Regions from separate parts of the Mus musculus genome. Here region 1 is linked to region 2. Evidence: chromatin loops called from intact Hi-C (ENCODE). Cell type or tissue: heart. All regions are shown on one strand. Links, peaks and the distances in the headings refer to the core of each region. The heading gives the core; the rest is flanking DNA.

What was found. Peaks named below come from ENCODE experiments on the same cell type or tissue, not always from the same donor. Only the 100,000 strongest peaks of a DNase experiment are listed, where the experiment ranks them.
Region 1: a loop joins it to region 2, with 2.7 times the contacts of the local background. A loop is called at or near these places in 1 of 42 quality-filtered maps.

What each region holds. Positions count from the first base shown.
Region 1 is chr1:78,815,601-78,823,755 of GRCm38, forward strand. Kcne4 (potassium voltage-gated channel, Isk-related subfamily, gene 4) reads left to right here and starts at 1,311. Exons shown (of 2, transcript NM_021342.2): 1 at 1,311-1,396; 2 at 2,011-4,432. The coding sequence starts at 2,037. The coding sequence ends at 2,549. The region is part of intron 3 of Gm29536 (predicted gene 29536); the gene reads right to left. In heart, for the core only: no CTCF peak of the experiment used is centred there; DNase peaks (open chromatin) are centred at 3,681, 4,201, 4,731, 6,611 and 1 weaker place; H3K27ac peaks cover 1,377 bases.
Region 2 is chr1:78,720,808-78,728,962 of GRCm38, forward strand. It overlaps Gm38631 (a long non-coding RNA gene), which reads left to right. Exons shown (of 4, transcript XR_865568.1): 2 at 682-1,201. Gm33693 (a long non-coding RNA gene) reads right to left here. Exons shown (of 5, transcript XR_865566.2): 4 at 6,114-6,161; 5 at 5,852-5,996. Among named protein-coding and RNA genes, the nearest start is that of Gm38631, 4.9 kb to the left of the region's middle. In heart, for the core only: CTCF peaks have their summits at 3,841 (motif pointing right) and 5,220; DNase peaks (open chromatin) are centred at 3,824 and 5,224; H3K27ac peaks cover 324 bases.

The sequences.
Region 1 (8,155 bases), core at 2,759-6,758, 96 kb after region 2:
AGAGATGTGTGGCACTCTTGTCTGGTGCTTCAGAGGCACTGCCATGTGAGGTAGAATGGAGCAAAACCTGCTCTCAGTAGCTCTCGCCAGCACATTTCCACTTAGTCCGGCTCACTAAAGAGAATCTGAAGATTTTTGTCTTCATACAAACTCTATCTTTGTAGCTCAGCTGACACAGAGCTCAGGCTCCCCTTGATTTGCCTCTCAATTGCTGCATTAGTGTTGCCCACCAATCTCTGGACAGAATCTGAAAGATTCTAAAAGAGATTGTAAGGACAATATTTGTGAGCATAATGTGAGCAAGTAGAAGCTTGCATTTTAAAGTAGTTAAGCTGAAACAAACCCAAAACTCATAAAGTTCTTAGAACTCTGTTTGCTGAGCAGTCCTGCCCCTCACTAGCCAACAGTTTTACTGCAGCAATACGAGGCCTGGGAAGGTTAAGGGAGGGTTTATCAAATTCACTCAATTAGTGGAAGAACGTAACACGGAAGCAATTGTTTCTTTTTTTTTCTTTTTAAAATATTTTTTATTAGGTATTTTCCTCATTTACATTTCCAATGCTATCCCAAAAGTCCCCCATACCCTCCCCCCCACTCCCCTATCCACCCACTCCCACTTTTTGGCCCTGGAGTTCCCCTGTACTGGGGCATATAAAGTTTGCATGACCAATGGGCCTCTCTTTCCAGTGACGGCCGGCTAGGCCATCTTTTTTGATACATATGCAGCTAGAGACAAGAGCTCCGGGGTACTGGTTAGTTCATAATGTTGTTCCACCTATAGGGTTGCAGTTCCCTTTAGCTCCTTGGGTACTTTCTCTAGCTCCTCCATTGGGGGCCCTGTTAATCTATCCAATAGCTGACTGTGAGCATCCACTTCTGTTTCTTGACTCTAAACCCTACCTTTGCTCCCCACTGTCTTTCATTCTAATGGTTTGGATTCCCCATGAAAACCTATTAGTAACATATCAACCAATCACTTTCCACAAGGAAAAGGAAACAAACTCAGTCAGTGAGAGTGGGCTTTGGGGTATCAGTTCAAATGCAGCACTTTTTTTTTCTCCCCTTTTCACACTTTGATTTTGGCCACCCAAAGCCTCTTGCTCTGAGCTGGGTTGGTCGGTCCGGGACAGGGAGCTCCTACTCCCCCCCTCCTTCTCTCTTCACAGCTGCAGAGTTCAGAGAGTTGAACTGCAGCGCTTTGAGTTTGCTGCTTGCTCAGCCACAGTCAACCTCTGTTGTAAATTTTCCTCCCGGAACACGTGACGATGCATTTCTTGACTATATATCCCAAGGACAGCAGCCGGGCTGTCAGAGCGCAGAGCCTGACAGAGAAGAGAAACATCCTCAGATTTGGCCGTTTAAGAGTTCCACACTTGGGACAAACTGTCAGCTTTTGGTAAGTTAGCAAGACTCCTTGTCTTCGGAGACATGCAAGGGGGAATAGTTCTATTAATAGAGAAAGTTTTCTTTCTTTCTTTTTTATGTAAGGAAACTTTGTTTTGGAAGTTGAAGCTTTTGAAACAAAATGTAAAGTTTGCTTCTGCCGTGCCAGCTAAAGCATGCCTTTCAATTTTAAGATGCTTTCCCCCCATGAATCCTTATATGGTCTATAATGTTCAAAGTATAGAGCTAATGCATAGTTATTTTCTGAAATGTAAATAAAGTGTATAATCTATCCATCCATCCATCTATCTATCTATCTATCTATCTATCTATCTATCTACCTACCTATCGATCACCTGTCTGTCTATCACCGATTTTTCTATCTGGTGAACATTTTTCTCATTTTTTCCTCCTTTCCCTCCCCTAATTTCTCTTACTTGCTCCAAGCTCTCTGAGCTAACCCGTTGACTGCTTGGTGAGATGCCTTACGTTCAGCTCTTTCTTTCATTCCTGTTCTTAATCAAAATAGGTGTATTTTGATCTATTGCAATTTCACGAGCCATGTGCTTGCCTTCTGCCTGTCCCATGGATCCAGGTGGAAGGTTTAACTTGCGGCTCTCTCCCCAGATCCCGGCTGTGTGAGCGGCAATTCAATGCTGAGGATGGAGCCTCTGAACAGCACATACCCCAGCGCTGCAGCCTCCAGCAGCCCCCTCGAGTCCCATGTGCCTAGTAACAGCAGTGGTAATGGCAATGAATACTTCTATATTTTGGTCGTTATGTCCTTCTATGGCGTTTTCCTGATCGGAATCATGCTGGGCTACATGAAATCCAAGAGGCGGGAGAAGAAGTCCAGCCTTCTGCTGTTGTACAAAGACGAGGAGAGGCTGTGGGGGGAGGCTATGAAGCCGCTACCTATGATGTCCGGCTTGAGGTCAGGGCAGGTGCCCATGATGCTGAATATGCTGCAGGAGAGTGTGGCGCCGGCACTGTCCTGCACTCTTTGCTCGATGGAAGGGGACAGTGTGAGCTCCGAGTCCTCCTCTCCTGATGTGCACCTTCCCATCCAGGAGGAGGGGGCTGATGACGAGCTGGAGGAGACCTCCGAGACGCCTCTCAACGACAGCAGTGAAGGCTCTTCCGAGAACATCCACCAGAATTCCTAGCACCCACCAGGTGCTAGGAGGTAGCTCCGTAAGCTACACTTGACAGAGGGAAGACACTTGCCAAGTGCCGGGTTTCGCTTTTGCTCTGCGGCTGCCACATTGAACAGACTGAGGGCAAGCTCCAAAATGGGGCAGGGAGAGACAAGGCTCAGCTGCAGTCCTTGAGGTTCCTGTGGGACTCATCTCTGAAAAAGTCCCAGAGACATACAGCATGACCATTGACTCTGGGGCCTGGGTGGTGGTGGGTCTGTGGTCAGCATCTGGCTGGATAATGTGGTGTTTTTTCACTGGAGGCCCTGGGTAACTTCTGCAGCATCTGTCTGTGCCCAGGGCTGACAACTGCCCAGGGCAGGCTGAAGGACTCGTTTCGATTTGCTAATTTTCCTAGAGCTTTGTTCTTCTAGATCTGATGGGCTGTAAGTATCTTTAATGTGTGCCTGTGGCATTCGATTAGAGACAGTTATATATTTCACTTGGAGGTGGGAGAAAGCTGAAGAGAGAACCCAGATTGTTTGCACAATGCAAAGGGAGAAGGTAATTCGTACACATGTCTGAATTAGCTGGGAGTATAAGCTATGACCTCATCTGAGCTTTTGTCTCACCTGTGAGCTTGAACTCTACAGCATTGCAGGTGAGCATGGCTTTCTTTGCCAGTCAGCTTCCTCATAACCAAGCCTGCATTCGGGATGGCTGTTCATGGTGGTCCTCCTGACCTTCACAGATTGGGTAATGGTGGGGTTATACAAGGCCAAATCATTGACAGCTCTGCTGCAGCTCTTTTTCCCAGCCTAGTTTTCTGAGGCCAGAAAGGACACATGTGGGCCTCATAATATGGGGTTTTGTCACGTAGCTGGACCCTGGAAGGGCATACTTAGGCGAGATCGAGCAGAGCTGGGGTTCAAGCAATGTGCTTCCTGGTCTGAGCCCTGACACTCATTCACTGTGAGGTTCTGGGCATGTCATCACAAGATTCTGCCTACATGAGGCTCCTGAGGCTGTGCAGCCCCAGGGGGCTGGGAGGACATCTTTAGACTTTGTACTGTGTGATAAATCCTCCACAGCCTGGTGTGAGGAAGTTTGGAGCAAGTATTTCCCCTTTGGCCGCTTAGTCTGGAGAAAGATGTGTTGACTTAAAGACACAGTTGGAGACTTTGGATATGTGTAGCTGGGGAATTCGAGGCTGGATCATCGGCCTTCCTTACTGTGGCTTTCCCAGGATGCGACTGAAGAAGCTGGCAGCATAGTTTCCTCTGCAGAGTCGTGTGGATGGGAGGATGTTAACACACCCAACCGAGGGAAAGAGAAATTTAAAGGGAGCTACTCAAGAGCTTTGCAGCAGGCTCTTGTGCCCTTAGAAGACCAGAAGGAAGCAGAAAACTCCCCAAAGGTCAAGTTTGCCTCTAGTGCAAAACCTTCTTAATTTTTATTTATCTGAACTCTCCCTGGATTGGAGACAGAGCAGTCACTAATGTCCCCATGAGGGGTTAACACTATAAGGAGCTGTTTTTTTCAATCAGTTTTGACACAGAGATAGAAAGGTAATTTATGTTAGAGGCGGAAAGGGGCCCTCTGTTCACTTTAAGATTCAGAGTGTGGATCAACTCCAAAGGGGGCCGTTTAAGTTGAAAGAAGCCAAGTTAAGTTTGGCCTCGTGCCTGGAATCACTTGAATTCTGAAACTTTACTGCGACAGACATGTGCGTTGTCACATTTTCCATTGCTTAATCCTGGTTTGGTGCAAGTCTGTCTGCGCCTGTTACAAAGTGATGTATATACTTCCTTCCAGTATGCTGAGTTGTAGACAATTGTCTGGTGTATTTAATGGTTTGTAATTTTCACGATATTTTTTAATTTAAATAAACACATTTTCGATATGAGAAGCCACATTTCTTTGATCCTTCAATATTTGTATGATTTCTCGTTTCTAAGCTGTTGCAAGCTATCACTGTATTCTATTCGGGTCGGGGTCAGACTTCCGAAAAGGCACATCTTTTGCTAAAGGGTGTGTAGTGTCTTTTCCATTCTTTGATCCACTTTGTTGGGACTGGAAAACAAGCTAAGGATGGTCTTACATCACCTTCTTCTGCAAAGGCCCGGGAGCTTTTGGACTCGAATGTGGGTGGCTTGGCGGGTGCTGCTAAGATGTCTCTCCAAATTTGGTTGCAAGAAAACATTTGATTTGCACGCTGACTTGGCAAACATCATCCACATGTGTGGCCCCGGCAGTCCAGGCTTAACGGGCAGGGTGGTGTCATATGAACAACAGAACAGATTTTACGAACGCAATCAAAAGTCCACAGCTGGAGTTCTGTTTCAGCCACCATGGTGTAAGAATAATTTCTAGGTCTCTCTCTCTTAGACTTCTTGCTGTGTCTCTGTCTCAAAGGCTGAAACATGGGCAGACTGGGGAGCCAGGGCAGCCTGGGGAGCCAGGGCAGCCTGGGGAGCCTGGGCTGCCTCTCCTTTATAAGTTTATTTGCACAGTCAGAATGCTAAAGAAAAATGATCAAAACCTGTGACCCATTTTCAAACCAAGCAGACAAAGTGTGTGTGTGTGTGTGTGTGTGGGGGGGGGGAATCTTGCTTTTATGTGTGTCTGTTTCTTGTGAGCTTCATTTTTTCTTTCTATTTCAAGTAAACATTTCCATAGGTTTGCAAATAGTTACCTAAAAAGGATCTACTTAGTAATGGAGCAGGGGAGCCTGGAACCTTCTGGAATAATATAGCAAGGACCTTGATTTACCAGCCATTAACACTGACGAACAACACGGAAAGTTTATAATAAGAGAAAACCCTTTACCCCAGCTTCTTGTCATTCTTGGTAAGGAAATAGTTAAGAAAACCTTTTGGTTGCCATGGGCGGAAGAAGAGGGAATTCTAAACTCTAATTGTCCTAAAAATATGCAGAGTACACTGTGTCGTTTTAATGGAATATTTGTTTTCTTTAAAAGAAAAAAAAATAGAACTTCTAAGCAGAACCTAAGGCCCAAGGGGTTTGGTCTGTGTGGATTTACTCATGCATGTGAAAGACTGCGAAGGGAATTTGGCCCTGTGCACCTCAGATATTAGAAACATATTTCAAAAGCACGTGAACGGTGCAGGATGAGGTAAATGGATCGTCCTGCTGGCTCCATGCTCTTCTAATTACACCTTTGTACGTCAGAGCCACACAGGGCTCCTGCAGAGGAAGAGATTGCTTTCAGCAACGGAATCATGGGATCCGAATTACCGGGAAGGGCTGAAGTTGAGCCAAGGGTTGAGTGCTTTTGGCTTGAGATCCTGGTTGGAAAATGGACCCCAGAATGCATTTGGAGCTACGACTGGAGGGTTTGTGGTAAGACCTGCTCATCCATGGCTCAACTGAAGAAAGACTACTTATCATCCTGTAAAATGCTCCTCTAGCCCGAGACGTTGCAGAATATTGATCTTATAAGGCAACTTAAACTCCATTTTTAGACATAGTATACTTTTGTTCTGTATTCTAAAGTACAGAACAAAGCTGCTGAAGAAAGCCGCAGGATATAGCGTGGAGGCAGAGGTTAGGGCTGGGGCGGACATTCAACCAGTGGCAGAGAGGTAGCGGGCAGTGGCTCAGGCTAGGCCAGGACTACCGTGTGTCAAGGCTGGTAGACGCCCAGCTTTGTCCTGTTTGCTTCCTCGCCTAACTCTGCTACTTCGTGCTCTGGAGCACCGGGGAAGCGCTCCAACCTCTTGGACTTTGCTCTCTTCCAACATGAAGACAACATGTTGGGTCCTGCGCCTTGGGAAGCTGATCATGAAAGGAGTAGTGAGCCGCTGAGCAACACCCAGCGCCCGTGTGAAACCAAAGCCAACACAGCTTCCATCTTCCTTTAAACTGCGTCCTGGGCACGCATCTGCAAAGAGTGTCCCAGGAACATCCTCTTCTGGGGATGCTTTTCTCAGGAGACTGCAATACTCAGAAGGAGGACACAGTTTGCCAGAGGAGAAGGGTCACAATAGAGAAAAACCAGTGTTAAATCCTGCCTTTCCGTCTCTCTGAAATGTTGCCTCCCACACAGGAAGGAACAGTTTGGGATGTGCACCGTTACCATGGAAACCAGCAGCCAAGGTCACTCTAGCTGCTTTTTGAAGTTGAGACTTGGCCTTTGCCTCCACAGATGAACTTGAATCCGCCCATTGCAGGTCATAGTGAGAGAAGGGGGGCAGGGGCTGTGTTCCCCTGTTTTCCTCCACTCTCTGGGCCTTTCTTCTTACAGTATCCATGACTCCTTGCAGTTTGGGGCTGAAATTTTATTCTCTCATCCTAAGTATTTATTATTTTGCTGAGAAACACAACCAAATGATTCTTCACACTAATAACCACGCCTCTATTCCTCTCTTGGATTTTCAGCTACTGTTCAATCTTTACTAGTCCTGTTTCTCTCCCTTCCCATCCTCCTCCCTCTTCTCTTTCCTTTCTCTGTCCCTCCTCCTCTCTTCCTTCTTGTCATCACCCACAAGAAACAAAAGCTAAGCACACTGCGAGCTTCTGTGTAGTTCCAGGCAACCTACCTGGTGCTGTGAAAATTTGGAACTCCTGCCTGGCCGCCAAAGAAGTCTTAGTTTCTGTGTTGATGGGCTCTAATGTAACCAGAGCTCGAGTCCTTTGAGAAGGGAGAAGCTTAATTGAGAAAATGCCACCACCAGATTGACCTCCGGGTAAGCCTGTGGTGCATTTTCTTAGTTGATAATGTGAATGGGCTCAGGGCACTGTGGAGGGTCTGGCTCTTGGCCTGGTAACCTTGCATGCTGTAATAAAGCAAGCTGAGCAAGCCACAAGGACTAACCCTGTAAGCAGCACTCCTCCATGGTCTCTGCATTAGCCCCTGGCCCCAGGATCCTATCTTGAGTGTCTACTCTGACTTCTCTGGATGACAGACTACAAACTATAAGATAAATAAAATAAACCGTTTCTCCCTCAAGTTGCTGTTGGTCAATGGGGACAAGACCTAAGGAGATCCTATGCTTGTCAGTGTAATGAATGGCACAGTCAGGTTTTCTGATGGGAAAATATGGAATTCTTTTAGTCAGTGGGAAGCAGAGAGCAAGAGACACAGAATCTAGTCTTGTCCTAGACATTAGGTGGTTCTGTGACCTTGCATCTCTGGACAGACTTCTCACTGGTAAAATGAATGTGGTAGCATTTTCTCTACCCTCAAAAAAGTGTCAGAACTATGTATAATGCATAATTATATATAAAGCATTTGGAAAAGTAAAGTGTTTTTTGTTTTTTGTTTATTTACTGCTGGAGAGTCAACTAATATCCATGCAGATATTATGAGAATTTGCCAGCATTCAGTTTCCCCTTCTTCTGAGCTCATAATGAGTCTTCTTTCCACCTCTTCTACCATCCCTCCTTCCTCCTACCAGGGTTTCTGAAGAATAGAAAGAGCAGAAATGTCTTACTATTCCTGAAGAGAGTCATCGATTCTTTTAGCCACCCATTCTCTTGTCCATTACTCATGAGATTGCATGTTCCACATGACAGATAAGTAGTGGGAGGAGCCTGTGGCAGTCTGTTCTGGAGAGATCTGCGTTATTATAAAAAGCCGAGAGGCTTTGGGGTTTGGGTTACACATCATAACC
Region 2 (8,155 bases), core at 1,433-5,432:
ACACCCAACTAAAAGCTGTGAGCAGAACACCATGACATGTTTCTCAGCCCATAGGTCATATTTTTGGCAAATGGCTGCATCCTGTTAACTGTCATTCCCATGGTGTTCTGCCTTTCCTTTCGTCTGACACATGACTTTTCCTGGCTTTGGAATGGTCCATATTGATTAAAATGGAAGGAAAACCAGTCACTCTCTACACTGAAAGTGGAGGCGACACATTGCCATCCCTGTGGGCATTTCTCAGGAGAGATAACTGGGCTAGGATGGAGGTGACTCGGGAGGAAGGCTGTGTGAGATTCTCTCCGGAGACAACTCATTATAAAGACTTCCATTTTGGGGGCTACAATAATAAATAAAACGACCCTACTTTAGCTCACAAAGTCTGTTGAACTCAATTTTTGGACATAGTGAATGAACCTTCAGTTAAACATCACTGTGGATAATACAGTGCAGGCACTGGGTGTTTTGGAGGGGAGGCCAAATATCATTCTCTAATTGTGTAATAAACACAGACCAAAAGCAACTAAGTGGGGGGGGGTGCTTATTCCAGCATAGAGGTTACATTTCATCATTGAGGGACGCCAAGGTAGGAATGGAGTTTGAGGCAGGGACTTGAAGCAGAGTCCCTAGGCTCATGTCCATCTGCCTTTCTTCCACATGTATGTATGGCCATATGCACAGAGGCGCTGCTATCCACAGTGGGACGTGCCCTCCTAAGCTAATTAGCAACCAAGAAAATGCCTCACGGACTTGCCTGTCTTCCAATCGGATGGAGACAATTGAAGTTTCCTCTTCCCAAGTGTGCCAAGCGGACAGCAAAGACTACCCATCACAAAGCATGACTGTGTGTAGCTTTCTGCTGTTCTGTCCTTCCTACTCCCTCTCTCTGCCTGCGTGTTTGTCTATAAACTCTTTATCCATTCTCTCTCCATCTTTCACCTGTCTGCCCCCTTCTGTTTTGCTGCTATTCTCTATTCTCTCAGTTTCCCTGTTGGAGCAATACAGCACTCTGACCAAAGTAACTTAAGGACAAAATCTCTTTCATCTCACAGGCTCATATAGCCCACCATGGTGTGGATGCCCTGGCAGCAGGAGATTGAAGCAGTTGGTTGTATGAAGAGTTACAAGGAGTCATGCTCAATGGAGTCTCTCCAGTTTCTACAATCAGGATTGCCAGCCCAGAGAATGGTGCCACCCACAGGTAAGATGGGCCATCCTATCCCATATCAGTGAACATAAGACAATCCTCCACAGGTATGCCTATAGGCCAACTTCCAGGTGAGTTAAGACAATATCAAGTTGATAATTAACACCAATCTTCATACCAGTTTATCTATTTGATCTATGGGTTTGCTTTTTATTGTGGTAATACTGCCTTTCTTCTTCTTCTTCTTCTTCTTCTTCTTCTTCTTCTTCTTCTTCTTCTTCTTCTTCTTCTTCTTCTTCTTCTTCTTCTTCTTCTTCTTCTTCTTCTTTTTTCTTCTTCTTCTTCTTCTTTTTCTTCTTCTTCCTCCTCCTCCTCTTCCTCCTCCTCCTTTCCTTCCTCCTCTTCCTCCTCTTTCTCCTTCTCCTCCTCTTCCTCCCCCCCCCCCCCTCCAAGACATGGTTTCTCTGTGTAGCCCTGGCTGTCCTGGAACTTGCTCTGTACACCAGGCTAATCTCAAAGACAGAGATTCACCTCCTGCCTCTACCTCCTGAGTGCTGGGATTAAAACCACACACAATCACTGCCCAGATAACCATCATACACACCACATTGTGTATATTCAGTCCCTTGGTGATAGGCGTTGGAGTGTCTGTACCTTTGACAGTGTAGATGCCTGCTTGAGTTCCTGCCTTCACTTTGAGGCAAGCACCCAGAAGCAGGATTTGGGGTCACATGGGAATTCTGTGCTGAGTTTTCTGAGGAGTTGCAGAACTGCTTATCACAGCTCACCATATCATTTCACAGGGCGGGACATGGCACCCAGGGAGGCTGAACCCAAGGTTGGATAGCTGGGTGCTGAAGAGAGCTGGGTTGTGCTTCCCCCAGTTTTCCATTACAGTGGACTTTCCTCCTTCTCCTTCTGATGGTGATTTGGATATTCCCTCTTGAAGATGAAATCTTTTTATTTAAATTTTTTTATTATGTATTTTCCTCATTTACATTTCCAATGCTATCCCAAAAGTCCCCCATACCCCCCCCCCCCCATCCCCTACCCACCCACTCCCACTTCTTGGCCCTGGCATTCCCCTGTACTGGGGCATATAAAGTTTGCAAGTACAATGGGCCTCTCTTTCCACTGATGGCTGGCTAGGCCATCTTCTGATACATATGCAGCTAGAGACATGAGCTCTGGGGGGTACTGGTTAGTTCATAATGTTGTTCCACCTATAGGGTTGCAGTTCCCTTTAGCTCCTTGGGTACTTTCTCTAGCTCCTCCATTGGGGGCCCTGTGATCCATTCAATAGCTGACTGTGAGCATCCACTTCTGTGTTTGCTAGGCCCCGGCATAGTCTCACAAGAGACAGATATATCAGGGTCCTTTCAGCAAAATCTTGCTAGTGTATGCAATGGTGTCTGCGTTTGGAGGCTGATTATGGGATGGATCCCCGGATATGGTAGTCTCTAGATGGTCCATCCTTTTGTCTCAGCTCCAAACTTTGTCTCTGTAACTCCTTCCATGGGTGTTTTGTTCCCAATTCTAAGAAGGGGCAAAGTGCCCACACTTTGGTCTTCGTTCTTCTTGAGTTTCTTGTGCTTTGTATCTTGTATCTTGGGTATTCTAAGTTTCTGGGCTAATATCCACTTATCAGTGAGTACATATCATGTGAGTTCTTCTGTGATTGGGTTACCTCACTCAGGATGATGCCCTCCAGGTCCATCCATTTGCCTAGGAATTTCATAAATTCATTCTTTTTAATAGCTGAGTAGTACTCCATTGTGTAAATGTACCACATTTTCTGTATCCATGAAGACGAAATCTTAACACTCTATGCTCTACTTCATTTCTTCTATAGATACTGCAAAAGCAGGCAGTTTCCAAAATCTTGACTAACACGATTCCTTCCCATAAGTAAGACATGGGGGTCATTTCAAGAGGTTTGTCTCATGACAACACGCCACATCATTTGGTCTTCAGCCTTTTCCCAGCCTCTTTTGATGGCTGTTGTCAAGACAGGCTAAGCTGAGGTGGCTCAGCTACGTCCTGGATCCTTTCCCCTCAGTACTCTGTGTTGTCACATACAGCTAGCTAGGCGGAGCCAAAGGTATTTCGTATGCCTGTGAAGTTGAATTTAGACGCCTCTCCCGCCTCACCTGCCGCCCTGTGTCACAGACCTGACCCTTCAATCTGCTTCAACATCTTGCCTTCTAAAGGAACCGCCTTTCACCTCTGCCCTCTAAACAAGGACCCGCTGCTGGTCTTGATACAGAATGACTGAAACAACTCTCTCCTAAGAGTTTATACCTAGCACCTGGCTTCTGATTTTGGAATGAAAGATATATGTTAGGACGTCCCAAGCTGGCGCATCAGGCTTGATTTTGGAGGGCCGCCAGCCTCCCCCACATTGCTCCTGGAGTCTTGCCCCACGCCCCCCGCAGGGTTTCCGAATTTAGGGGTAGCTGGGAGGATGGAGTCCTGCTTGTTGGGCCAGGAGGAAATTCATTTTCCATGTGAGTGAAAATCAGTAACTTAAAACAGTTCTAGCCAAGGGACGTTTGGAAACCGAGGCCTGGCCAGAGGATGAGGTGGGGTGCTTTTTGGGGTTGGGGAAGAGACTTCAATAAGCAGGTATTTCTCAAGCGCATGCGTGAAAGCAGGAAATCTTCTTCGTAGTTGTAATTCCATAGGTGTCCACTGGATGGCGGAGGAACCCCGCTCATGGCGTCTCAGCGCAGCACAGCCTCGGGTCTGGAAGAAGCTGGATTGGTTTGATGAAGCCTTTACAGTCTTCACAAGATAGCTGGCGTTTAGAGCATTCTGCATGAATATACAATGAAAAGTCGAAGTCCTAACAAACTAAATGAAATGTGTAGGAAACCCCAAGGACTCTTTCTGGCTTGTACAAGAGATCAGTGACAGATAGGGTGTTGAAAACGGGGTGTGCGTGTTAACTCCTGTACAAAGGCAGTTTTCAGGTCTAACTCGTGGTTTAATTGTTCATCACACTGGACGTTTTCTATGATGTGCACTAAGCTGTGTGTAGTGACAACGGTAATAAAATCATCCCCTGTCTTTGAAGAGCTTGCATCCATCCTACAGGGACTCTGATCACAGCTTAGATAAGATAAATAACCTGTGTGTCAGATGGCAACAAATATCATGGGGGCATCAGGTGGGAGTGGAGGGATGTTCCTTTCAATCCATGGTCCCAGAAGACCTCCTGGGAAAGATGACATTTCATTAAGACCTGACGGTTTGATGAGCAAGCCCTGAAAACCTTAGGGGAGAGACTTCCTGTGAGGGTACAGTAATGTAGCAACCCTGAGAAGGGACCAAGGAGGCCAGGCTGGCTGCCGGGCAGAGTGGGGCTAGAGAGCAGGATATGAGTCAGAGAGAGGCTGGGGCGAAAAGGAGGATTTTTCAAAATGATTTTTTTCTTAGTATATATTAATTGTACATTATGACAGGTTTCACCATGCCAGTCTCTACTTATACATAATATTTTTGTCTATATTTACAGTTCCCTTCAACTCCTGATAATAATAATTTTCATCTTCTTAATTACTTCCTGCTTTTACTTTCATACTTACATTGACTTAATTTCAGGTGTTTGCAGTTATTTATTACAGTGTCTGCCCCACTGAAGAATGCATTTTTTTTTTTTTTTTTGAGAGAAGCAGGACTTTAAAGCAGAAGGATGAAATCAAACCTTGTAGGAGAGAGGGTTATGGCCAGCACCCTACCAAAACAGCCCTCAGCCATGTTAGCACTCTACCAAAACAGTAACGAGCCAGCACCCAGCCAGGCCAGCACACAGCCAGACTAGCACCCAGCCAGACCAGCACCCAGCCAGTCCAGCATACAGCCAGACCAGCACCCATCCAGGTTAGCACACACTCAGACTAGCACCCAGCCAAGGCCAACACCCAGCCAGGCCAGCACCCAGCCAGACTAGCACTCAGTCAGGCTTTCTTAGCCTTTTTGCAGCCCATGCTTGGGATTGTTTGCTGTTCAGGGGACAAAAGGCATACCAGCTTCCTGCCTGGCCTCCTTCCATCCACTAGGTGCTAGTGGCACTGCTGAGCTGGGCTTTGAAGGTTGGTACAATATTGATGGGAAATAGCGAGAGTTGGGGAGAATCAGCCGGGAAACGAGCTGGCATTTGACAGATGCCTCTGTGTGGAGACCAATGTCCCTTTTTGGCATCACGGAAACCGTTTTTATCATTTCCTTTGGCCTAGGTGCAGTTTCCATGACTTTTGCCTTACAGCAGATGGAGGGTTGGAGCCGGAGACTAAGCTATTTTTTTTTTTTTTTATTTTTTAGGGAGTTTTAAGCAGGACAATACGTGTTATACAACTTAAAAAAAAAAAAAAGAAAACAAGATTAGAAAAGAAAAACTTCTCCCTTGCCCCCCTCACCTCTCCCACCTACTGGCCCCTGGCATCTTCCCAAGATGAGAAATGAGAAACTTGTATTTCTCCTGGCTTCCAGATGAGAGACCAGATTATTTTTCTACCACTGGAATATAAAATTAATTTATTGCCTCGGTTAAATTTGATTAAAAAAAAAAACCTCAGCTTCTCTTACACACACACACACACACACACACACACACACACACACACACGCAGACACACATACACACACACGATTGTGATTTTTTTTTAAAAACAGCTACTCCACAGACCTAGCATCAGGTTTCAGGGAGCATTCACTGTAGTGTTTATTTGCAGTAATTCTTTTCCTGGATACTTCCCAGTTATTTCCAGAGGACAAACTCACGCTGTGTGTATAAGGATCTCGACAACAACAACCAACTCCATGGCTGGAAGGGATCTAATGTATTCATCTTTGGGAGGGAAGAGGTTCAGAGGCTGTTTGAGAAACTGATAAGGCTTTCTCAGGGGGTGCTGTGAGGCAGCGGGACAGGGAGACCCTTGGGTAAGCAGAAGGTCTGGCTACCCACCTTTCTTTCTCTGCTTGGCTCTGTGCTACATCAGCTTCCTGGTAAGTGCTGTAAGGAGAAACATCAAACAACAGATAGAGCCTCAGATGCAGAACCCGTGACTCTGAGCCCGAGAATGGCTTGTTCCCAGGGTCTCCGAAGCTTCTTGTCTGTCACCATCATCAGAGATGCTTATGCAGTGAGATGATCCCTTCCTCCAGCCCTTAGCTTCCGGGTCAGCCCATGTCTGATAAGCCCAGCACACATACCACTGGTGAGATTTCCCCCACGAATCTGACTAGCCCTGGATAGCATATTGACAGAAATGATTCCACACATTTTAATAGAAATGAAGGCGTTTCCGAGCTAAGATAAGGAAGACGCCTGCTGATTTTTGAATAGGGTGTCTCCATTTGTGTTTCTCAGACAGGGCCTTCCTCTACAGCTGGACTCAAATTTACTGCAGTTCTCTTGCTTTGGGCTTCTGAGGGTAGGGATTGCAGATGTGACCTATTGTGCTCAGTTATGCATTTAATTGGTGTGTGTGTGTGTGTGTGTGTGTATGCATGTGGAGGCCAGAGAACAGCTGTAGGTGTTGTTCCTCAGGAACCATCCATATCTTGAGATAAAATCTGTCATTGTCTTGGCTCTTTCCAAGTAGACTAGGACAGCTGGTGAGCCCCAGGGACCCACCTTTCTTTGCCTCCACAGTGCTGAGATTACAGGCACAAGCCATGCCATCGTGTCTAGTAAGCTCTCTCTCTCTCTCTCTCTCTCTCTCTCTCTCTCTCGATGCTAGGAATGGAACACAGTTCTTTTCCTCCCACAAGGAAGGCACCCTACCAACTGAATTATCTCCCTAGTGTTTGTTTACTTTAAAAAAATATTTTTTATGTAAATGAAGATGTTAAGATCCAAGAAGATACATAAGTGAGAACATGATTTTTTTTTAACATTTTGAGACTTCTCTTGTGCACACAGTGATCCGTTCCTTATTCTTTTTAGTATTCTGCTTTGGTTTGGCAATGGGCACTGTCATCAGACATTATTTGTGTGGTCCACAATGCCCTGGCACTCTGGTGCTGAGGTCAGAGTCAAAAGGCGTGGCTTTGCTTATGGAAAGATTTTATGTATACTAATCCGTGTTTGTCATTCACATGGACATGACAGTGGCTTCATGTTGGTCTCTGCTGACATTGCAGAAATGTCCATCATTTACACTGTCCTTGCTAGAGTGTTTATCTTACTTTATTTTCCTGTTATGATAACAACTACTCTGACAGAAGCAACTTAAGTGAGAAAGGCTCTATGTTGGCTCACAGTGGGAGGCACTGGTTCAACATGATGATGTCACAGCAGCGGAAGCTCAATGTAGCTGCCTATACTGTAGCTACAACCAAGAAGCAGAGACTCATGAATGTCTGTGCTTAGCTCAGTTTCTCCTTATGCATCCACAGAAAGGTGCTATCCATGGTGGATGAGCCTTCCCACTTCAGTCCACCTAATCAAGATAATCCCAGCACAGGCATGCTCACAGGCCTGGAAACTTGGTGGTTCCAGATCTTATCTAATTATAATTGAGATTAAGCACCACAGTAGTGCCAATTAGCAAGGCGGGGTGACTGCTCTCCAGGCATGGGGAAAACCAACATTTTCTTAATGAATGATGGTGGCTACTCCATCCTTTCTTATTGAATTTCATGGAAATTATTACTCCACGAGATGCCAAGAGACTCGCTACCCTATGCCAGCAGCCCTATCTTTTATGGCAACATCCCAGCACTAGTCCAGAGGAGCCTTCTCCACTATCAGTAGAGAAATCAAGACCAGTGGAGGACCTTGTATTGGAGGTCTTGGCTAGCTTTAGAGTCATAATCCGACAATGAAGTGTGATATTTGGAGAATGTCTCCTCTGTGGGACCTTAATGGCCCCCTGCCAGCTTATAACTGGCTTCCTCCAAAGAGTCTTAAACATGGAGACACAACCGACACATTCATACTTTCTCTCCATGGATGGAGCAATGACTGGAAATGGTTCAAGCTTTGTAAAGAAATAGAGCGGT